Regions from separate parts of the Homo sapiens genome. Here regions 2 and 3 are each linked to region 1. A link is a loop called in an ENCODE intact Hi-C map of the cell type or tissue named here. Cell type or tissue: endothelial cell of umbilical vein. All regions are shown on one strand.

Evidence for each region. Peaks named below come from ENCODE experiments on the same cell type or tissue, not always from the same donor. Only the 100,000 strongest peaks of a DNase experiment are listed, where the experiment ranks them.
Region 2: a loop joins it to region 1, with 16 times the contacts of the local background. A loop is called at or near these places in 25 of 110 quality-filtered maps.
Region 3: it touches region 1 in a loop (17-fold over the local background); 29 of 110 quality-filtered maps call a loop at or near these places.

What each region holds. Positions count from the first base shown.
Region 1 is chr4:11,802,221-11,810,220 of GRCh38, reverse strand. No RefSeq gene overlaps it. Among named protein-coding and RNA genes, the nearest start is that of MIR12113, 23 kb to the right of the region's middle. RefSeq lists an enhancer at 3,516-4,145. In endothelial cell of umbilical vein, a CTCF peak has its summit at 4,165 (motif pointing left); DNase peaks (open chromatin) are centred at 4,170 and 4,660; H3K27ac peaks cover 1,150 bases.
Region 2 is chr4:12,629,320-12,637,319 of GRCh38, reverse strand. No RefSeq gene overlaps it. Among named protein-coding and RNA genes, the nearest start is that of LINC02270, 410 kb to the right of the region's middle. RefSeq lists an enhancer at 3,957-4,016. In endothelial cell of umbilical vein, a CTCF peak has its summit at 4,053 (motif pointing right); a DNase peak (open chromatin) is centred at 4,079.
Region 3 is chr4:11,949,323-11,957,322 of GRCh38, reverse strand. No RefSeq gene overlaps it. Among named protein-coding and RNA genes, the nearest start is that of MIR12113, 170 kb to the right of the region's middle. In endothelial cell of umbilical vein, a CTCF peak has its summit at 3,026 (motif pointing right); a DNase peak (open chromatin) is centred at 3,042.

The sequences.
Region 1 (8,000 bases):
AATATGGGTAAATGGGGTGAATGTCAGATGGATCAGAGAGATACAGTCATGGGGGTCAGGTGTGGTATCAGGAATAATGTGGGAGGCTGGATTGAAGTCCAGGCCAAGAACAATGGTAATTGTGGGAGACTCAACAAAGAGTGAGTACAGCTGAAAGAGCCAGGGAGCAGAAAGTATATGCATCAGGTATGAGGAAGAAAATAGATTTTGGAAGTTATGAGAAATGTAGAGAGTGAGTTGAGCATAGCTTGTGATTTTTAGGGCCTCTAAAAGTATTAAAACAGCGGCAGCTGCTGCACACAGACATGAGGGCTAGGCTAAAACAGTGAGGTCAAGTTGTTTGGACAGAAAGGCTACAGGGTGCAGTCCTGGCTCTTGTGTAAGAATTCTGACCACGCTAACCATGCCTAGGAAGGAAAGGAGTCATTGTTTTGTAAGGGATTCAGGTTTGGGAGATTAATTGGACACAATCAGCAGGGAGAGCACGTGTGCTTTTATGAGAATTATGCCAAGATACGTAACAGATGAGGATGAAATTTGGGCTTGACTGAAGTAACGGGGGCTGTCTGTGAAGCTTTGCGGCTTTATAGCCCAGGTAATTTGCTGAGCTTAATGGGTGTCAGGGTCAGTCCAAGTGAAAGCAAAGAGAGGCTGGGATGAAGGGTGCAAAGGAATAGTAAAGAAAGCATGTTTGAGATCTAGAATGGAATAATGGGTTGTAGAAGGAGGTATTGAGGATAGGAGAGTATATGGGTTTGACACCGTGGGGTGGATAGGCAAAACAATTTGATTGATAAAGCGCAGATCCTGAACTAACCTGTAAGTCTTGTCTGGTTTTAGGACAAGTAAAATGGGGGAATTGTAAGGAGAGTTTATAGGTTTTAGAAGCCTGTGCTGTAGCAGGTGAGTGATAACAGGCTTTAATCCTTTTAAAGCATGCTGTAGGATAGGATATTGGCATTGAGTGGGGTAAGAGTGATTAGGTTTTAATGGGATGGTAAGGGGTGCAAGATCGGTTGCTAAGGAGGGAGTAGAGATATCTTATACTTGTGGGTTAAGGTGGGGAGATACAAGGGGAGGATGTGAAGGAGGCTTTGAACTGGGGGAAAAGGTGGCAATGCAGTGCGGCTGTAGCCCAGGAATAGTCAGGGAAGCACATAATTTAGTTAAAGTGTCTCAGCCTAATAAGGGAACTGGGCAGGTAGGGATAACTAAAAAGGAGTGCTTAGAAGAGTATTGTCTAAGTTGGCACCAGAGTTGGGGAGCTTTAAGAGGTTTAGAAGCTTGGCCGTCAATACTTAACAACAGTTATGGAGGCAAGGGAAACAGGTCCTTGAAAAGAAGGTAATGTGGAGTGGGCAGCCTCCGTATTGATTAAGAAGGGGATGGACTTACCCTCCACTGTGAGAGTTACTTAAAGCTCGGCATCCTTGATGGTCTACGGGGCTTCCGAAGCGATGGGGCAGCATCAGTCTTCAGCTGCTAAGCTGAGATGATCTGGGAAGGAGTCAGTCAAAGAGCCTCGGGCCAGAGTTCCAGGGGCTCTGGGAATGGCTGCCAGGTGAGTTGAACAGTGTGATTTTCAGTGGGGTCCTGCACAGACGAGAGGAGGCTTAGGAGGAATCCTGGGCTGCAGGCATTCCTTGGCCTGGTGGCCAGATTTCTGGCACTTGTAGCAAGCTCCTGGGGGAGGCGGCTCTGGAGGGACGCCTGGCTGCTGCGGTTCAGGTGTTTGGAAGTTCTTGTGTGCTGGAGATGTGGCTGGGGTTTGTCTCACAGTGGAGGCAAGGAATTGCAACTCAGAAATACACTGTTACTTGGCTGCCTCTACTCTATTATTGTACACCTTGAAGGCGAGGTTAATTAAGTCCTGTTGTGGGGTTTGAGGGCTGGAATTTAATTTTTGGAGTTTTATTTAATGTCGAGAGCAGATTGGGTAATATAATGTATATTGAGAATAAGACGGCCTTTTGACCTTTTAGGGTCTAGGGCTGTAAAGCATCTCAGGGTTGCTGCCAAATGAGCCATGAACTGGGCTGGATTTTTATATTTGATGAAAAAGAGGCTGAACGCTATCTGATTTGGGATAAAGAAAAAGGAGCATTAACTTTGACTATGCCTTTAGCTCCAGCCACCTTTTTAAGAGCAAATTGCTGGGCATGTGGGGGAGGGCTAGTCGCGGAATGAAACTGTAAGCCTGACTGGGTGTGAGGAGGGGAGGTGATAAAAGGATTATAGGGTGGAGGAGCGGAGGCTGAGGAAGAATTGGGACCTAGCTCGGCCGGGCGAGGAGGGGAGAGGTCAGATGAGTCTATAGAAAAGGAAGATTAGAAAGACTCATTGACACTTGGGGTTGGGACTGAGGGGACAGGTGGGAGGGAAAGAAGGAAGATATGGGATGAGTTGCACTGGGCACAGAGACTAGGGAGGGACTGATGTGTAAAAGAATGCCTGGAGGTCAGGCACCTCAGACTGTTTGCCTATTTTACAACAAGAGTTATTTAGATCTTGCAGGATGGAAAAATTGAAAGTGCCGTTTTCTGGCTATTTGGAACCACTGTCAAGTTTGTATTCGTGTCAAGCAGCATTGCAGAAGAAAATAAGGCATTTAGATTTTATGTCAGGTGTGAGTTGAAGAGGTTTTAAGTTCTCGAGAGCACAGGCTAAGGGAGAAGAAGGAGGAATGGAGGGTGGAAGGTTGCCTATAGTGAAGGAGGGAAGCCCAGAGAAAAGAGAGAGTAGAGACACAGAGGGAAGGGGTTCGGGGGTTCTTACCATCCAGAAAAGCAGGAAAGGGGTTGGGGCACGGAAATAAGGGGTAGAGGCACAGAGATAAGAGTTCAGGGCATGGAAATAAGGGATTGGGGATTCTTGCCCCCTAGAAAAGCGGGACTTGCTGCTAAGGGTGAAGGAGAAGGGGTTGAGGGGTTCTTGCCTGTCCTTCAGAAAAGCAGAGAAGGGGTAGAGACATGGAGAGAAGGGGTTGGGGTACTTGCCCCTCCTCCAGAAAAGCAGGACTTGCCACTAAGGGTGAATGACCAAGGCAGGCGGTCCCTGCGTGGTCTGACACCTCTGAAATGTGGGTGAATAATCAGAGAGGCATCCCTGCAATGATTAAACATCAAGGGTAGGCTGCCTTCCCAGTCCGTGACCGGTGCCGGAGTTTTGGGTCCACGGATAAAACGTGTCTCCTTTGTCTCTACTAGAAAATGAAAGGAATTGAAATGAAGAGAAGGGAGAGATTGAAGTGTGGCTCCAAGATTGAAAGGAGAAAGAGGTTGAGGGATAGTGAGGGAGGTTGGAGAAGAGAGTAAAAAGAGGCCGCTTACAGGATTTGAAATTGGTGAGACGTTTCTTGGGCTGGTCAATCTGAGGACCTGAGGTTGTAGGTGGATCTTTCTCATGGAGCAAAGAGCAGGAGCACAGGGGATTGATCTCCCAAGGGAGGTCCCCCGATCCGAGTCACGGCACCAAATTTCATGCGCGTCAGTGTGAAGAGACTACCAAACAGGCTTTGTGTGAGCAATAAAACTTTTAATCACCTGGGTGCAGGCAGGCTGAGTCCGAAAAGAGAGTCAGCGAAGGGAGATAAGGATGGGGCCGTTTTATAGGATTTGGGTAGATAAAGGAGAATTGCAGTCAAAGGGGGTTTGCTCTCTGGCGGGCAGAGTCGGGGTCACAAGGTGCTCAGTAGGGGAGCTTTTGAGCCAGGATGAGCCTGGAGAAGGAATTTCACAAGATAATGTCATCAGTTAAGGCAGGAACAGGCCATTTTCACTTCTTTTGTGGTGGAATGTCATCAGTTAAGGCAGGAACAGGCCATTTTCACTTCTTTTGTGGTGGAATGTCATCAGTTAAGGCAGGAACCGGCCATCTGGATGTGTACATGCAGGTCACAGGGGATATGAAGGCTTAGCTTAGGCTCAGAGGCCTGACACAAATTAACACATAAATAAAAGTATAATTTCTGCCATTGTGAGTTCTTTAGGGGACTCACAGTCTAGCAGGGAGAGATGACATTAATGAAATTCAACAAGCACTAAGGCCACAAACAAAACACCCCATATGTGGAAAACATAGTGGTAGGCATAGTTTGTGTGGGAAGATGAGGCTAAGGAGAGCATAGAAATAGTTCTAACACACCCTGCTATTGAATTGCCACCTAGTGGGGAGAATACAGATAATGCATGGCAGCTTAGAGCAATGTGTTAGAAATTTAAATGTGATTGCAACAGGCAGTGAATAAGGAAGTCAGTTTACTGGGGTACTTGAAAAATATTTCATGAACAAGATATTTAAGCTCAAACTGGAAGGACGAATAGAGTTTTATTTACCAGAGAAATGGGAGAATATTACAGGATTGATTTCATTAAGCAAAATGTTGTAAAAGCATCTTATTGTCATAGGTGTTTAAAACTTATTAATTCACCTGGAAAAAGTAGATATTTTGATTAAATGGAATAAAGTATGCAGTTTTGTTTAAGTTTATGGGTCAAAGATAATTGTTACAGTTTTTCACAGTTATCAGCAAAGTCTTTAGTCATCCATAAACATCAGCCAACTGAAGTACAGCAGTGATAACCTTGAGGAAATTAGCATGATTCATTAGGAATTAAGAGGCTTGGGTTAATAAGAAAATTTTTATAAGATGGGTGGGGACAGATTTTACTGTTGAATCAAGATCTACCATTGCTACCTAAATGCTATGTGACTGGCTTTTTGACAACAAACTTAGGGAGAAAATATGATGATGTCTCATTTACAGATGAGAAAAGCAAAATAAAAGAAGACAAGTGATTTGTTGAAGGTCACAAAAAAGGTGGTCTGGAGTAGAAGTTAAATTAGAACAAGCTCAGTCACCAAGCCGTTCAATAATTTTTAAATATAAACAGTAGCTTGGGAGTTTCTTTCTGTTTTCCTTTTAGGACTAGAATGTCTCTCTACTTAATTCACATTAATTCTTTTGTGCTTCTGTTATGTCCTTATCTCTTAATTCTCCTTGAATGTTTTGTATTCTGTCATATCTCCCTGTCTGCACATGACAATATCTATCTTTTTTCCCATGTATTGAATAACTTAATCCTCACAACAATCCTATGAAGCAGGGGAAGAAAGGCTGTAGTTATTTCTGAGATGAGGAAAGTGATATTTGAAATGTTAAATGACTTTGTCAAGGTCATCAGGCTTCTACAGAACAAAACAGGAAAAAAAATTGGACTATTTTTACTGCAAAATGTAGCATTCTTTCAAATCCTTATTTGCAGCATTAAGCTGTGATTATGTCTCAGAAACATCCCATATGTATTCAAATTATACTTTATATTTAGACCAACTTTACATTTACAGAAAAATTGGGAATATAATACAGAGAGTTTCTTTCTATCTACTCTTTCCACGTAGTTTTCCTATTGTTACTGTGTTACCTTTGCATGGGAATTAGTCACAACTGATAAACTAATATTGATACATTATTATTTTCTAAAGTCCACACTTTAATCAGATTTTCCTACTTTTTATTTAAGGCCTGTTTTTTTCTGTTTCAGGATGCCTTATCATATTTAATCTTCTAAGGCTCTTCCTGGCTGTAACACTTTCTCAGACTCCAGCAAGACTTATCACTGTTGATGTTGACTTTGATCACCTGGCTGAAATGGCATTTGTCAGATTTCTCCACTGTAAAGTTACATTTTTATTCCCTTTCCATGGTATACCCTTTGGAAGGAAGTGATTATGAGGGATCTACACTTAAGGAATGAGGAGTTATGCTCCCCTTCCTAAGAATAAAATAGTTACAAAAATTATTTGGAATTCTTCTGCATGAGACATTTGTCCCCTCTCTATTTATTTAGTCAGTCACATTTATATCAGTTGGACTCAAAGATATTTATTTTATACTTTGAGCTATAATTTAATATTACTTTATTTTGTTGTTCAAATTGCTCCAGATGTAACATTGCTATTGGTTTCTTTAAAGTAAAGTTCAAATTTAATTTGATTTCTAAATAATTCTTTGATATGTAGGCAATTGATTGAATTATATATTTGTATATAAATATATATAAAGAATATATACACAAATACATATAGAAGGAACATAGAAATATATATATATATATATATATATATATATATATATATATATATATATACATATAGAGAGAATATACATAGACAGAAAAGAGGTTTAATTGACTCATGGTTTTACAGGCTGTACAGGAAGTATGGTGCCAGCATCTACTTCTGTTGAGGGACTTGGGAAGCTTTCAATCATGGCAGAAGGTGAAAGGGAAACAGTATGTCACATGGCAAGGATGGAAGCAAAAAGATGGCTTGAATGTTCTATATTAACCTTATATTCTGTGAGATTGCTATATTTGTCTATTAGTTACAAGGAGTGCTTTTGTCCACTTTTCCTAATTCCCTACGTAGACAATCATGTCATGTGTGAATAAAGATTTCTTTTTGTTTCTTCCTTTTAAATCTGTGTACTTTACTTACCATTTCTTATTTCATTGCACTAGCTAGGACTTCTAGCGCAGTGTTGAATAGGTGTAAAGAGAGAAGACATTCTTACCTTATACCCAGTCTTGGGAGAAACAATTAAGTTTCTCACCATTGAATACATATTAGACAAAGAACTTTTGTAGATGTTCTTTATGAAGTTAAGGAAGTGCCCCTATATTTTTAATTTGCTAAGAGTTTGTATCATGAATGAGTGCTACATTTCGTCAAATGCATTTTCTGAGACAACTGATATGATCATCTTATTTTTCTTCTTTAGCTTGTTGAAGAAGTTAACTGCAATGATTGATTTCCAAATGTTGAAACTGTCTTCATTACCTGGGTTAAAGCTCACTTCATCATGGTGTATAGTTTTATTATATATTGTTAGATGCTAGTTACTAATACTTCTTCAGGATTTTTGCTGTTATGTTTATGAAAGATGTTAGGCTATAGTTTTTCTTTTTTGTAATTTTCTTTCTGATTTTGGTACTAATGTAATGCTGGCCTCACACAATGAGTGATTTAGAATGTTTTCCCTCCAATTCAATTTTCTGGAAAAATTATAGAGGATTGGTATAGTTTATTTTATTATTTTATTGAAATATTTGGTTCAATTTAAAAGCATCTGAGCCTGGTGTTTTCTTTTTATGGAAGGTTGTTAATTATCAATTCAATTTTATTAACATAAATAGGTTTATTCAAATTAGTTATATCTCCTTGGGAATTTTGGTAGTTTGTACCTTTCATAGAATTGGTCCATTTCATGAAAGTTGTCAAGTTTGTAGGCATAGAGTTACAAATAGTATTCTGTTTTTATCCTTTAATGTCTCAGGATGATTGGTGATCATCTCCTCTTTCATTTCTGATGTTGGTAACCTGTGTCTTCAATCAAAATTGTTTATTAGTCTTTTGATAAAAACAGTTTTTTATTATGTTCATTTTCCCTTTGTTTTACTATTTTCAATTTAATGGATTTTTGTTCTAATTGTTTTCTTTACAGTTGTTTTAAACTCCAATTGCTCTTTGTATAATTTTGTTTTTAAATTTTAATTGCGAGAAAACAGGTGGCATCCCCAGGCACCATTAGATTGCGAATCAATGCTCAGTATTCAACTAAGTTGTTCTGTTTCTTAATCAGTCAAGACTACAATCCAAGGGACAAAAATTTCTTCTAAACTTTTAGAGAATGTGTTATCTATCTTTTTCTGGACATACATCACAAGTCAAATTTCATTGCTGTGTTCTACCAGTGTGTTGTGTCTCTTCTATGACAGCAATCACTTCTTGACTGTACAAAATATTCCATTAACATTTAATGCTTTAACCACATTCAACACAGTATTTGGAATGTAGGAGATATTCAATCAACATTTGTCTAATGATTCTGAGTCATGTACTGTGGTGACCTCAAAATGGTGTAAGACAAGCATCAGTCTTTTTCAAGTAGAAGTAGCGTGCCTAGTCAGCTCATTTCCAGAGGAAAAATACCCTACACA
Region 2 (8,000 bases), 830 kb before region 1:
TGCTATGACTGTGAGGCTTCCCCAGCCATGTGGAACTCTAAGTCCATTAAACCCTTTTACCTGTGTGAATTACCCAATCTCAGGTATGTCTTTATCAGCAGCATGAAAACAGACTAATACATACCCCAAACTTAAAATAAAAGTTTTACAAAAGGAAAAGGTCTAATGATGCCTTCCCTATATGGTGGCTCTGAGAATTAAACCAGGCGAGCTCTGTGATGTGTCATCCACGCAGTAGGCTCATCACCAGTGGATCTATTCCTATATGCCTAGTAAAGTGTCTTCTGAGTAATGCAAGTTAAGGTCAATACAGTCATACTTAACTGAGTATAGCACAACTGAAAAAGACATTTTTCAAAGGGATTTTACAAAATACCACAAATGCATGTTTCTGAAATTAAAAAATATTTTGTATAGTGTGCCACATGACCCCATCCCTGGGTATACACCTGAGGAATTCAGTGGAATCTTCAAAAAAAGAGCATGTCAGTGTATTCCAGTTCCATAGAGGTACACTGAGTCTTGAAAAACTTAGGCAAACTGATTATTGGTGACAAGGCTGATATGGCAGCAATAGCACTGAAAATTAGCTTTCCTGATAACTTGGGCATTCTTCTTTGCTAGAGCAGTTTTCTGCTCTTCCCTTTACTCTTTCTTATTTATTTCACTTTATTTATTTTTAGTTAGTTGCACATGGGACTTTGTCACCTCAAAGAGATGTGAACAGAGTTTTAGACGGTGACATCATTGTAGAGCTCAGATGTGTTCATTGCTATAAGCAGAAAGCTTCTGGCAGGCTGCAGTTTAATGAGGCAATCTCAAAGCCGCTTAGACCATTGTTTGCCTTTTGCCTTTGTTTGCAAATTCAGCACAAATTCATGAAATCCGCCAGAAAATGACAAGACTCTAGCAAAATTACTCATAACTCAAGGGACTGGGTGAAACCAAACTGTCATTGCCGCTTTCTCTGGCAGTTTGAGACAGCCAACGAGACAGGCACCTGCATGGTGTTTACAAGGTCAGGATAACAGCAACTTGGTGTGGACACCATACTCAGCAATTGTACCTTTGAGACCCAGGATCCTGGATTCCACAGAAGTTATTGAAAAATCTCTGCTGCCCAGAAAATTACCTCTAAAAGTCACTTTCTGAAAATTGCCCTGGAAAATAGGGTCTCAATGAAAGTGAAGATTAGCGCTAAGTTTCCAAATTAAAAAAAAAAAAAAAGCTAGCCTATTTTTTCTTAGACATATAGCAAATTACAACAGGAAGGGAGGAAGGGAGGAAAGAAGGAAGGAAGGAAGGAAGGAAGGAAGGAAGGAAGGAAAGAAGGGTATTAAGTAGTTAAAAAGAGAACAGAACTCTATAAGGGGGCCTCTAAGACCTCACATGATTTGGTCCCCTCCTTCCACTTCAACCTCATCTTGTTCTGCTCCACCTGCTTCCACTGTGCCCCAAGCACACTGAACTCTACCATTCCCTTCAGCAATAAACATCTCAACATTTCAGAGCTTTGCAGTTTCACTTCCTTAATCTAGAAATCTTCTTCCAGCAATGCCAGGAAGGATACCTTCTCATCCTTTTTATCAATTCTCCGTAAAGGACTTTATTGATGACTTCATCTAAAATATTCCACTCTCAACCCAATCTCAGTATTTGGTGTGTTTCCTTCATAACTCTAGTTATAGCCTATAATTAAGCTGTTTCCTTAAAAGTAGTAACTAATAAATACTGGCATTTACTATTTATATATGCCTGATACTATTTAATGTAATGAAACTTAGTTATCACAGCAACTTTAAGACATAGAGACTATTGCTATCCCCTTTTAGCATATGGCAGAAAATTGAGGCATAAAGAGGTTAAGTAACTTGTCCACAGTCACATGGTTAGGAAGTGGTGGGCCCAGAACTCAAACCCCAGCCCTCTTGCTAGGTACCTTGCTGTCCTGTCTCTCCTGCTTTGTGTCCTGTCTCCCTACCCAAGAAGGGATGTTCCCAAGGACAGAAACCTCTCCTGATTTCACTATTGCATCTCTAGCACGTGGAACAGTGTGCGGCACATACTCTGTGCTCATATATTTGTTGAAAAATTGAATTGAAGAAAAAGGGAACATTTCAGAAGAAGAAACATGAGGGGTTAGGTCTGCAAACACACACACATGAAAAGACAAAAACAAACAAACAAAAACCTACAAAAGACTCATATAACAGATACGAGGGATAAAACCTTTCTTCTATATTCCTGGTTGTAATTCTGGGCTTTGTGCTTACCTGACTCATGCTTTATTTTTCTCAGTGTTATAAATATTGTAGTTCATGGCAAACACCTAGCAGGATACAGCAGAACTTCAGTATATGGCAGTAACTGTGATGAAGAAGGAGAGGAAGAGGGAAGAATGACAAAAAAAAAAATACAGAGAGAAATACAAAGCTGGTTCATTTTTGGGAGACTATACATGCATAAAAGTCTTGTTTTTTTAAACTATGAACTGCTATATAAACCTTACCTAGACTTTCCCTTAACTCTTGGGTAGTGTGGTTTATTAGAAGAAGATGCCTTTTAAAGTCAAATATTCTTAAACTTTTATCTTTGCATCTTAACCAGTGGTGTGCTGGCGTATGTTTAACAACCAGGCAGGCACAGGGACTTCTTTGCAGCAATTGCTCATTGACATGCTGTAAATAATTCTACTGTGGCTGACTTCAAGCTGCCAACATGACATTACTGAATGAAGAGTTGCCTCCTATAAGCCAGTGTGAGCTCATTCCAGTGCAACCCTGTACCTTCCACAGCGTGACCTTGCAGAAATAATCTCTCTGAGACTCGGTTTCATGGTCCATAAAAGGGATCTGCCAATAAGTGTCTTCTAGGGCTGGACCTGTTGGGCAGATTAAATGTGAAAATTCACAGAAATGCCAAGCACAGTGCCTGCCACACAGCTGTGCCCCATAAGCATTGCTTCCTTATTTTTAAAGATAATTAAGTTTAAACATCCAAAAAATTTCTTCAAGTTTGTGTTGGTGGGGGAGAGGTTGGGAGAGAAACTAGGTCTCTTAGGCAAAACAATATTAATCTTACTTTTCCACTTTCTTTTATATTCTCTCTCTTACAATGATTTTATCTAAACATTTTTTTTCTTGGTTCTCATTTTGTCTGACTTAAGCTAGATGGTCAATCTCCAAAAGAACAAAATAAATGAGAAGTAATAACTGTGGCCTTGCTGTCATGTTTACTTTCTAAATGGAATGAATCTTTCAGAACATTTTGCCTAATAAAATGACATAGATGGGGACCTGAAGCTGAACTCACAAGATCCTTAACATACAGATTTAAGGATTTTAATAAAAAATATTAATCTCTTGATTTATTGCAGAAGTTTTAAAACAACCAACTGAACACATATGCTTAGATATATGTACACACACATACATTATAGTCTAATGTAGATAATGTTTACTGTGAACCTGCTGTGGGGCAGACACTGTGCTCAACATGTATACATACATATATATCTATGTTAGACTACAGTTTTTCTCCATAAATTTATATGTAATTTAGAACAAGGTGACTCGAAAATAATTAGTTTTTGATTGATTTACTTATTCATTTATTTATTCATTCCCTTAAGCACTCATGCATCAAATCTTTGTAGAATACCTGCCATGTGTCAAACCCTGCTCTAGGCAAGAGCGTATACATAGATGAATTATATGGGTCCCCTGCACCGCGTGAGTTAGTTGGCTCCTGGGGAAGGCAGACGTATACAGAGATAATCACAAAGTGAAGGAGGACAAAGCACCATGATGATAATAAAAGTGGAAGACACACAAAGCTCTTCATTTTCAATTTTGTAAAGTAAGAATTACACAGAGGAAAGTGTGAAGGGAAGTGTCACCTGTTATCTATTAATGGTTATAATTATTTGATTATATTTTTACATTGAATGATAATTCAACATAGGACAGTCTCTTCGAGATCACATCGCTGAGTATCATCCCCCAAGGCTTCTTAAATTCAAGGTCTACTGGCACCTATGCGGCAATACACATTGTGGCCTGTAGATGGCAGGCGTCGCTCACTGTTTCGATGGATCTCATCCACACCTGACGGATGATGCAGCCTTAAGCTTTGGGCCAGAGTCGTCTCGCAGGTCTGCCTACCGCTGCTCCACAAGTGCAGAGCTACATATTTATTTACTTCGTTCATCTTAAAATCTTGTGATGTAACACATTTTTCATGTCAGAGATTTTTAATGTTCCTGAACATTTTGTGAGCAGAACTTAATGCTTGTGGGAAGGGCTTCAACTTGAATGACTTTTGATGTTTGGATGTAAATAAAGAATTATTTAAGAAAAAAAAAAAGTCGATATTGTAGAATAATCAAGTAAATTAAAAATAGAGGGCACTAACCCTACGTATAAATGTGCCTGCTAAGCATAGACGCTATTTGCAATACCCCACCACTTCCTTCTCCGAGATCATGGCAATGTTAGCACCTTGGCCCCAGGGCTAGAATTATTTCATCTAAGCAAGAATCTATTGGCTTCCGACTATGTGCAAGACGCTGCATTGGGTGATAAGGGGATATATAGTTGAATAAGCATAAAACCTGGCCTTATAGGACTTATAATTCGGGGGAGACAGCTAACAACAATGCAGAAATTCTAGCAAGTCGCTGTGAGAGTGGAGTTGTGGAGGATATTACACCCAATAATGGGTAGAATAATTGTGGAGAAAATGAAATTAGAGTCAGCTGTGGGGTTACCCAGAGAAACTTCACAGGCAGTTTTGAGGAGAAGGCACCTCAAATATTTTGATCAGTTTAGGCAAAACTATATTTTAAAAGCCCCCTGGAAATATAAATTGCATACCTGTTTTTCTTTTTAAATTTGTGTCCACTTCTTGTAACACATAATTACATGTGATAATAAATGGACTCTGATTTTAGATTTCACAGCCAACAAATCTATATAATCCCCAAATAAATGAGTCTATGTCCTCTGTGCAATTTACTGTGTATCTTGAAATAATTGTGTATTTATATCACATTAAAATAAACCTAATTGGCAACTTTATAATTTTAACATATGCTAATCATTTTTAAAATTGCAAAGTTCAGAAAAATTTAGACACTAATGAAAATAACCTGTAATCTCAACTTCCCAATAAAGCTATGCCTAATATTTCTGTGTTAAACAAAATCTTAATGATTACATAAGAATTCTAATAGCAAAATGTTTATATTTATAAAAATCTAGTAAAATCAGACTAAACTTATTGATGCTTAAAGCTAGTCATGAGCATAATGACATTTTCCTGCCTTGTTAAGAATTGTAAAATCAATGAAAACGATTTACATTTTAAAACTGGAAAAAAAAAACTAGTCTCCGCTTTCGCCTTTAACAGATTTGAGTTTAAACCCCAGCTAAATTGAGCTTTTTATTGCGTAGTAATTTCTCTTTCTGAGGTCCTATTTCCTGTTTTGTAAAATGGAGTTACAATGTCTATCCTTGGTTGTGAGGTTTAAGAAAAGTCATGTGCTAGACCTGGCACATGGCAGGTGCTTAGCTGATATAACTTTTCCCCAACTCTTTATGTCAAGGAAGTTCCTTTTCTCTCTCCTGTTGAGAATCCCTGAGAAGCTTTTAAACAACACCCTAGTCCAGGATTCCTTAGCTGAAGGGCTACGGACCTTTGGGTTCTGATAAATCTTCGTTATGGGAACTATAGGGTGTTTGACAGCATCTGTGTTCCCTATTCAATAGATGCCAGTGGCAACTCCCGTATCTGTGGCAACTTCCCTATTTTTGGCAACCAAAAATGTTTTCAATCATGGCCAAAATCATCTCCCCGGGGCAAAATCTCCTCTGCATGAGAACCACTGCCCTAGTTCTTAACGAATGCCCAAGAAATCGATATCGCTGGATGGGAAAGACTTCTTTCCAGTGTGCCCATGCTGTACACCACAGACTGCACAGCTGCAAGTCTGGTTGACTTGCAGGCACTGCTACCCTTTCCTGCCTTTGCAGTTATCACCTTGGTTCTGGGAAGTCCTGGACACAGCAGCTCGTGTCTTAGCATCTTTTTTTTCCCCAAACATCTTATGGAGTCTATGACACTCTGTTTTGCCGTAAGTCCATTATCTGATTTGCCTTGAGTGAATGCTTCCCTCACTGTATCACAGCCTCCCTAACTGCATGGCTGCCAGATCTGCTCAAACAGTCTTCTGCCTTGGTCTTGCTTAGTAGTCTGGTTTCCCACCGGCATATTGCCCTCATCCCCAGGTCACTTGGCTGAGGCTGGGGCATCTTTCCTAGTTTGCAGTAATCACCCAGGAACCTGGACCGAAGATCCGTATATCCTCAGTGGCTGACACAGAACACGATCCTTGAGAAAAAGGGTCATGTTTTAATATATCGTGGTGGATATCTCTACAAGACAATGGGAATGAAGTAGAATTGGAATTTAAGTTAAACCTCACTATTTATACTTGTCCTTTTATTTTCTGTCTTGATTATTTTTATCTGCCATTTTATGATTTTACAGAGTATACATGATTGTGGTTTATTTTATCTTCATTTTTGTAGCTGTTTTCATGCATCCTTGGCAGTTCTACCATGTTTTTGACTATAAGAGCTCCTGCTGCATATGAAGGCAAGAGGCTCTGCAAAACTTCTAGTGAATATTCATCTCTTCTTTGCAGTGCTATGATTATCATGCTTGGCTGGACTTTTAGCTAAAAACTGACCTCAAGACTTAACTCATTGGTACCCCAAATTATAAACATCGTCTCAGTACCCACCAATTCTATTGGGGTATCCTAGGGTTTCAAATTCACTGCAATTAGAGCCAAAATGCTTACCCCTCTATCTACTGAACTTCTAGAATGGCCTCCACTCCAGGCAAACTCTAGCCATATCAAATCCCTTTCTCTAGGTTTTTTTCTAGATTCTATCTTTATTTTTTCTCCCATGAGTTCTAGGTCAGAATGTTAGTCAAGATTTCTCAAAAATTAGAATCTTAGGCAATGGCTTGCATCACCTAGTTTATCTGAGGAAGTAATTCCAAAGAAAAGAATGGGAAAATAGGTAAAATGAAACAAGGAAGAAAGCACAGAATATCTTAAAGGTGTTATTGGGATTGTCACTGGCACAGACCTCTTGAGCTAAACCCTACTTGCAAACTTTTGAGCCATGAGTCATGTAGAATGCTCCTTGAACTTTTCCACATGAAGGACAGGAGAGGGCTGGATTTATCCACTGGCTCCAATCTCCCATTGGACAAGAATTGTCCCATAGAGTATTGACATGGTTCGGCTCTGTGTCCCCACCCAAATCTCATGTTGAATTGTGATCCGCAGTGTTGGAGGATGGGCCTGGTGGGAAGTGATTAAGTCACGTGTGCGGCCTCCCTGCTTGCTGTTCTCATGATAGAGTTCTCAGGAGATATGATTGTTTGAAAGTGTGTATCGCCTCCCTCTTCACTCTCTCCCTCCACTGCTGGTCATGTGAAGAAGTGCGTTCCTCTTCATCATCTTCCACCATGATCATAAGTTTCCTGAGGCCTCCCCTGAAGTAGAAGCCTGTATAACCCACAGAACCTGAGCCAATTAAACCTCTTTTCTTTATAAATTACCCAGTTTCAGTTATGTCTTTATAGCAGTGTGGGAATGGACTAATACAAGTATTAACTCCATCATAATTCCATATTTGGCTATATGTCAAAATGGCTTAACTCATTGTCACAAGTGACTCATGTGGCAGCATGAGATGTTTGGTGCAACAGAGGGGTCATACCATAAGATTCTACCTACTTGCAACTGATTGCACTAGCAATGGCTGGAGCAGAAATATGAGTGGAGAGCATACGAGCAGGGCACAACTATCTCATATACCTGGCAGGTCCAAATTTCTTCAGGCCATGAGGTCATGGGCCTGGGTAAGAGCCAGAGTATGTTACCAGCGCCAAAACTCTTGTATTAGTGATACTGGTTGCTA
Region 3 (8,000 bases), 150 kb before region 1:
GATGCAGAGTTTGGCCTGCGTGGTTGGAGGGGAACCTGGCCGCTGAAAGACCCGACTCCAGGCAAAAAGCACTTTCCCACTCCATCTCCCTTCTGTCTCCCCCATCTTCTGAGAGCGACTTCCGCTCCATAAAACCTTGAGCTCATTCTCCAAGCCCACGTGTGATTCCATTCATCCAGTATACCAAAGCAAGAAGCCCTAGGATACAGAAAGTCCTCTATCCTTGCGATAAGGCAGGGGTCTAATTGAGGTAACACAAGCCGCCCACTGACGGCTAAACTGAAAGAGCACCATGTAACACATACCCACTGGGGCTTCAGCTGTGAACATTCACCCGTAGACACTGCCATGGGGTCAGAACCCCACAACCTGCCCATTTTCATGCTCCCACTAGAGGTTTGAGCAGCGGGACACTGAATAAATGAGCCAAACCCCCATCGCGTGCCCTGTGAGGGGGACAAGCAAACTTTTCCCATTTCAATACCACCTCACACTTGTTAGGATGCCTATTTTCAAAAAGTCAAAGATAATAAACCTTTCTCAAGGTGTGGAAAAAAGAAAACTCTTATACATTGTTAATGAGAATGTTTATTGGTACTGCCGTTATGGAAAACAGTGTGAAGGTTTCTGAAGAACTACCAGATGACTCACAAATCCCTCTTCTGGGCATATCTTCTAAAGAAATAAAATCATCTGTACTTTTATGTTTATTGCAGCATTATTCACAATAGCCAAGATATGGAAACGACTATATTATACATAGACAGATAGATAGATAGATAGATAGATAGATAGATAGATAGATCAAGATAGATATATTTCATGTACATATATAAACTATTCTTAAAATGTTAAGAGTTTTTATCGATAAAAGATGTTGAAATTTGTCAAATGGTACTGTTGCATAATTGAGACAAACGTGGTCTTATCCTTTGTTCTGTTAATGTGATGTATTGTGTCAATTGACGTGCATACGTTAAACCAGCCTTGCATACTAGGGATCACTCACACTTGGGGATAAAGTATACACATTTTGATATGTTGGTGGATTTGGTTAATTAATATTTTATTAAGGATTTTTACATACATGTTCATCAGAAAGATAGGCCTGTAGGTTTTGAATTTTTTCTGTTCTATATTTTATCTATACATATATGTAAAATATATACATATATACATATGTATAAAATATACATACATATATAAAATATACATACATATATACATATATACATATATGTATAATATATGATATATAATATGATATACATATATACAATATACATATATGTCTATATGTGCATGTGTATATATATATATGACTATGAAGTATAAGAGTGTGTGTGTACATAAAACTATAGAATATTATTTAGCCCTAAAAAAGAATGAGATCTTGCCATTTGCTACAATATATCCTGGAGAACACTATGTTAAGTGAAATAAACCAGACACAGAAAAATCATACTGTATGATCCCCCTTATACACATAGAATCTTAAAAAAATCATTCATACAGATAGAAAACAAACTAGTTACCATGTGCATGGGTTGGGATGTGGGGAGGAAATGAGGAGAAATAGATCAGAGGATCCAAATATGTAGCATGAACAAATCGAGAGACCTAACATACAACATGGGAATTATAGGCAATAAAATTTTCCTATATTTCTGATTCATGCTAAATGAGTGTGTCATAACTGCTTCTGCAACAAAAGCAAAGAAATGGATAATTATGTGAAGTGACATGTATTTTAATTTGCTTCTCTCTAGTAACCTTTTTACTTTGTATATGTATCCCATAATATCATCTTGTGTACCTTAAATATATATAATAATATTTTCCTTTAAAAAAATACAGTTAGCATTGATGCTGACTTTCTTATTTTGGCTTGCGTAAAGGATCTGTTTCAAGTTGGATAACAGAGTTCCAAAGGGAATGTGTGTTGTTGTGGCTTGGGAGACTATCATTCCTCTTTCTCATAGTGCGTATTCTTAGAATAGTAGTTCTGATTTCTGACCCAAGATATAAGTGATTTGACTCTATCGAGACTTCCTGGTTTGGCTTTGTTCTCGGGTGCATCCTAAGCATTAGAACAGGGACTAGCAGTTAGGGGATACTCAGCAAGTACTGGTTAAAGAAGGGATTGTGGAGTTCGTATTAAAGCTGATGCCCTGATCTCATATTCTGAAGGATTCTTCTAGTAATAGACTAAATAGAGATTCAAGAGGCAAAGCAGTGAGACTTGTCAGAGGAAAACTGTGGAAATAAAGCCAAGATAATCTGCTGACTGGTCAGTGACACAAATAGTGAAGATGTGAAGGGATAGAGAGAAAGACCTTGTAGAGATAGCACTATTGTCTCTGAATTTCTTCCTGACCTTAACACAGCTGCCTCCTCCACTAAAAAATCTATATGTAAGGAATGTTTACATGTTCATTGATCTGCTCTTTCAACCAATGTTTTGTTTTTTTTCTCTTCTTTGCGTTACCTCTAAATTAGACTCTGAGAGCATGCAGTTTATTTGGTGGGTGAAGGGAACACCAGTAGCAGAGGGAGAAAGGGGACAGAGAGGTGGACGTGGCCACTGCCCATTGTCAACGTGAAATCATGGTGGGTGATGGGCTTAAATCCACTGAGGATTTAATCAATGTAATGTCCAGACAAATTCTTATACCCAAAGGCAAATATTTTATTCTTATTCTGTTGTTCATCTCAAAATATGTCTAGCCACTATTTAATATCAGCTTGTAAGGTTTTTTAAAGAAAATCAAATAACAATATTTTTGATATCTCAATGATACCAATATAGAGATGCTCCAAATTTAAATATATAAATCCATGCTCATTAAGAAGTCCCTAGGAACACATTAAATTTCAAAGATTAAATCTCCTTGCAAGTTAAAGCCCAAAGATTTCCAAAACTAAAGAATTAAATCTACAAATTAAATGTTTTCACCTTTTCAGCTAAAAATGCAAAACAATTGAAGTCTTGTTCAGGTTCTTGTTTTGCTTAGATTTAGCCAGAGGGTGGCGTTCCTGATGTCTGAGCTCCCTCTTCTTGACAGGGCTGTAATTCCTTCATAGCACAAGAACTGATATTACCTTACAATCAAATGAGATTATAGTACATATGAAATTATTACAGCACTGAAATCTGACAGCAAAATTTAGAAATAAGATTATCTCCAGATCCAAAAACAAAATTACTTTTCCAGATCTCAGTCTTCGGTGCTGCTAAATACCTAAAAATCAGTGATATTTGTGGGAAAGATAGTAAAAGGAGATTTTTTTTTTCTCTTTTAGTCTTGCCAGGATGTCAGGCAATGTATTTCAGGATTACAAAATTTATAAAGTACAGCCCTTAATTCAGTCTTTAGCAATATCCCAATAAGAAGATGATTTGGACAGAATGCATTTACCATATCAAAGGGGAGGAAGCACCCCATGAACACTGTTTCTCCTGGGGCAGGTGTTGGAAAACTATGGCCCTAAGGAATTACCACTTTTTGGGCTGGGTACGGTGGCTCACACCTGTAATCCCAGCACTTTGGGAGGCCGAGGCAGGTGGATCACCTGAGGTCGGGAGTTCAAGACCAGCCTGGCCAGCATGGTGAAACCCCATCTCTACTAAAAATACAAAAAATTAGCCAGGTGTGGTGGTGGGCGCCATTAATCCCAGCTACTCAGGAGGCTGAGACAGGAGAATTGCTTGAACAGAGGAGGCAGAGGTTGCAGTGAACCGAGATCATGCCATTGTACTCCAGCCTGGGTGACAAGAGTGAAACTCTATCTCAAAAAAACAACAAAAAAAATAGCACTTTTTTGTAAATAAAGCTTCATTAGAACACAATTATACCCATTCATTTACATATTATAGATGGCTGCTTTCTTGGCTTTATAAAGAGACTATATGTTGTGTTAAACCTAAAATATTTAACACCCGGCCTTCACAGAAAGATGTGCTGAACTCTGTCTTAGTAGCCTTAAAAACCTTCTTGCTAAGTTTAGAAAACTGTGATGGCGGGAGCCCAGGTCCCTGGATCAGAAGCTCGGGATCACATATGTTTATTTCCTGGCATGATTATTCAAAACTTATCAGTTTCCATTTCCTTCCATGCCCTGTGTTTCTAAAATCTCATTTCTTCATTGTTCATCAACTCTGGCTAATGGCACAGCCTCTACCGTGTTTGAGGAGTGGTCTCATGCTATGGGAGCAGCTGTCAGAAACTCTGGCTATGGGATAGCATGGGTTCATGAAATTCTCTTGCTCAAGTGTTTTTCAGCTGGAGAATCATGTTCAGCAGATTTCAGTACCGAAGGTGCTAGTGATGTTCCTGAAATGTGTTCCTTTAGCGGCCTAGCAAAGAAGAATGCCTCTTCTACATGTTCTTCAAGGCACTGTCTGCCTTTCCTTTTTGGGTGTTCCGGGCCTCAAGAAGTGTCTCATCCTGCTACATCTTTTATTCTTTTATTCACTAGTGGCTGCAGTTCTCAAGTTGTGCCTCCCTCTGCTGTTCTACTCCTTACCGAGGGCCTGGCTGTGGTTGTAGAATTTGGTCTTTTTCCTTCTGGAACACACATAAGCCTAACACTTTTTGTCTGATCAGAACCTCTACTTTGTTTTTACTTCCCTTTTGCTTACTGCCTTGGATATTTTTGTTTTTATGTATTGCTAAGTTAATACATTCTGAGTTGGCCACATGTACCCAGTGTTCAAATTAATATTGTTTACCACCTTGGGTTAGATAATCCCACTCAGGAGATTCTTCTCCCATTAAATAAACATCTAACCCAGGCCTGGAAAATCTATTATATTCAGCATGGCTTCCCATTAGTATTCTTCATCTTTGCTCTCAGTTCTAATTTCATAAATTTCCCTAGCATCAGGACATAGGCCTTATTTAAGTACCCACTTACAACACCACAGGATCACCTTGAGTTTCACCCTGTAATTCTGTGAAGATTTCTAATTCTAATCAGTCCTTACACAATCTCCACCTTCTTTTAAGTGAGGAATGGGATCAAGGACAGCCAACCTAGTACTGCTTACCAAAATTTGGTACTAATAATTTAAAATGAGGCCCTCATGAGTGTTCTTGAGCAAAAGCAGATGTCAGCCTTCATTTCCTTTTTTTTTTTTTTTTTTGGAGACAGAGTTTCATTCTTGTCCCTCCAGGCTGGAGTGCAATGGTGTGATCTTGGCTCCTTGCAACCAATGATCTTGGCTCATTTTAATTCTCCTGCCTCAGCCTCCTGAGTAGCTGGGATTCAAGGTGCCCCCCACCACGCCTGGCTAACTTTTGAATTTTTAGTAGAGACAGGGTTTCACCATGTTGGCTGGTCTCAAACTCCTGACCTCAGGTGATCCACCCACCTTGGCCTCCCAAAGTGCTGGGATTATAGGTGCGAGTCACCATCCCTGTTTGCCTCCTGTATCTTCTAAGGCCCCAGTGAAACATGTATGTTATAGGCAGTTCCTGAATAATTCAAGGTCTGTAACAGCCTGCACCCTAAAGACCTCACAATAATGACCAAAGTAAGGCTAATTTTGTTTTAGCTAAAATGCTCTTGTAGAAAAAGTGACATACTTTTTAAAACTAGAATATTTTATAGAATGTCAATGAAAAGAGTCAAACTCTGTAAAATATTTGAATAGATTTATTCTGAGCCAAATATGAATAACCATGGTCTGTGACATAGCCCTCAGGAGATGCTGAGAACACGTGTCCGAGGTGGTTGGGATTTTATACATTGTGGGAGGCAGTGGAGGTGTGGGGGAGGGGAGGCTTTCAGGTAGCATTTTAAATTTTCTGTTTGACAATTGGTTGAGTTTTTCTAAACACCTGGGATCAATGTGCTACAGAAAAGTGGTCCGGATCTAGACCCCAAGAGGGGGCTCTTGGATCTCGCACAAGAAAGAATTCAGGGCGAGTCTGCAGTGCAAAGTGAAAGCAAGTTTATTAAGAAAGTAGAGGAATAAAAGAATAGCTACTCCATAGACAGAGCAGCCTTGAGGGCTGCTGGTTGCCCATTTTTATGGTTATTTCTTGATGATATGCCAAACAAGGGGTGGATTATTCGTGCCTCCCCTTTTAGACCATGTAGGGTAACTTCCTGATGTTGCCATGGCATTTGTAAACTGTCAAGGCGCTGGTGGGAGTGTAGCAGTGAGGACGACCAGAGGTCACTCTCATTGCCATTTTGGTTTTGGTGGGTTTTGGCCGGCTCCTTTACTGCAACCTGTTTTATCAGCAAGGTCTTTATGACCTGTGTTTTGTGCTGACCTCCTATCTCATCCTGTGAATTAGAATGCCTCAACCATCTGGGAATGCAGCCCAGTAGGTTTCAGCCTCATTTTACCCAGCTCCTATTTAAAATGGAGTTACTCTAGTTCACACGTATCTGACAATGGTAATTGGAGGTGGGGCCTTTGGGAGATTAGGTTATGAGCACAGAGAATATTTATGAATGGAATTGTTGTATTTATAATAGAGGCTTCAGAGAGCTCCTCACCCCTTCCATTATGTAAGGGCACAGGGTAAAGACAACTGTCAACCAGAAAGTGGTCAGTTACCAGTTATCAAATCTGCAGGTACTTAGAATTCCCAGCTTCTTCCCATTCTCATTCCTGATTCTCGTTCTCTCAGAACTGTGAGAAATAAATCTGTCATGGCCATGCAGACTCTGATACTTGGTTATAAAAGGCTTGAACTGACTAAGACAGATGGGTTAAGTAATACTGCAAAGTCCAGTAGGCATCAAACCCAAGTATTTCCTTAATCTCTGATCCAGTTCTCAAACAGTATGCTGACCCATGTCAATGAAACAGTTCAAAAAGATAAATTATAAGATAGATATTATCTGATAAGATAAATATTATCTATTCAGAAAAATAAATTATATTAATTCACTTTGGATAGTGGAATTACTTTGTGAAACAAAAAATATACACAACTGAAGTTAAATTGGGCAGAACCTGGCACAATCATGACGTACAAGAATTATTTCTTTTTGTTTTTCTCTCTTTTCCACTTTCATTAATTATTCCCCATTCCCCAACTCATAGACCTTGCCAAAAACAAATTTTTGTCCTATATTTCCTCTCAGTGGGTGATACCAAGCCACAAATTTTACAAAATTCCTATCCATGTTTGTTAATTCTACTCCTAATTCATATCCTTCCTTTTGATATAACTAGTATATCATATTAGTTATTACTAGTTTTATATAAACATTAATTTACATAAACTAATATGTTTTATAGTAGTTTCATGTTTTATACTAGTTTTGTATAACCATATTAATTTACATAAATTAATATGGTTATACAAAACTAGTACAAAACATACAACTTTTATGTTTTTTGTCTCCTTCTACCACGTTACTTCAAGTTAATATTATCTATGACCATATACTTGTGATAACTTATCACCTGCAACACCCGTGCAGCAAAATTTATTTTCTATGTTATATCCAAGAAAATATTTAATGATTAGATTATGTTATAACTGCCAGAGGGCTTCTTTCTGCCTGCTGCACAAAGAAAGACCATAGCATTGCAGTAAAAAAAGAATTTAATACACACAAGGCTGGCCTTGCCAAGTGGAAGATGGAGTTTGTACTCAAATCAGTCTCATTCAACACTTGTAGGTTACGGGTTTTTCAAATGCAATTTGGAGGAAGGGGTGGTGGTTGCTAGGCTTGCTACTGATTGACTGGGGCAAAGATGAATCATAGGAGTTCAAAGCTGTCCTCCTGCGTGCTGAATCACTTCTGCGTAAGGCCACAGGAGCAGGCTTGGCAGGTACAGATGGAGCCATGGATGTTAGACATGCAAAAAAAAAACCCTGAAAAGATATCTCAGAAGACTAATCTACTGTAGTGGTTGTTAGGTGCAGGAATGGCTGGCAGTCTATGACTATACCTTAGTAGAATTCAGATTTCTCTCTTCCCTCAGCCTGATAGTCTTTCATTAGCTCTATAAAGGTGGTTGAATTTTG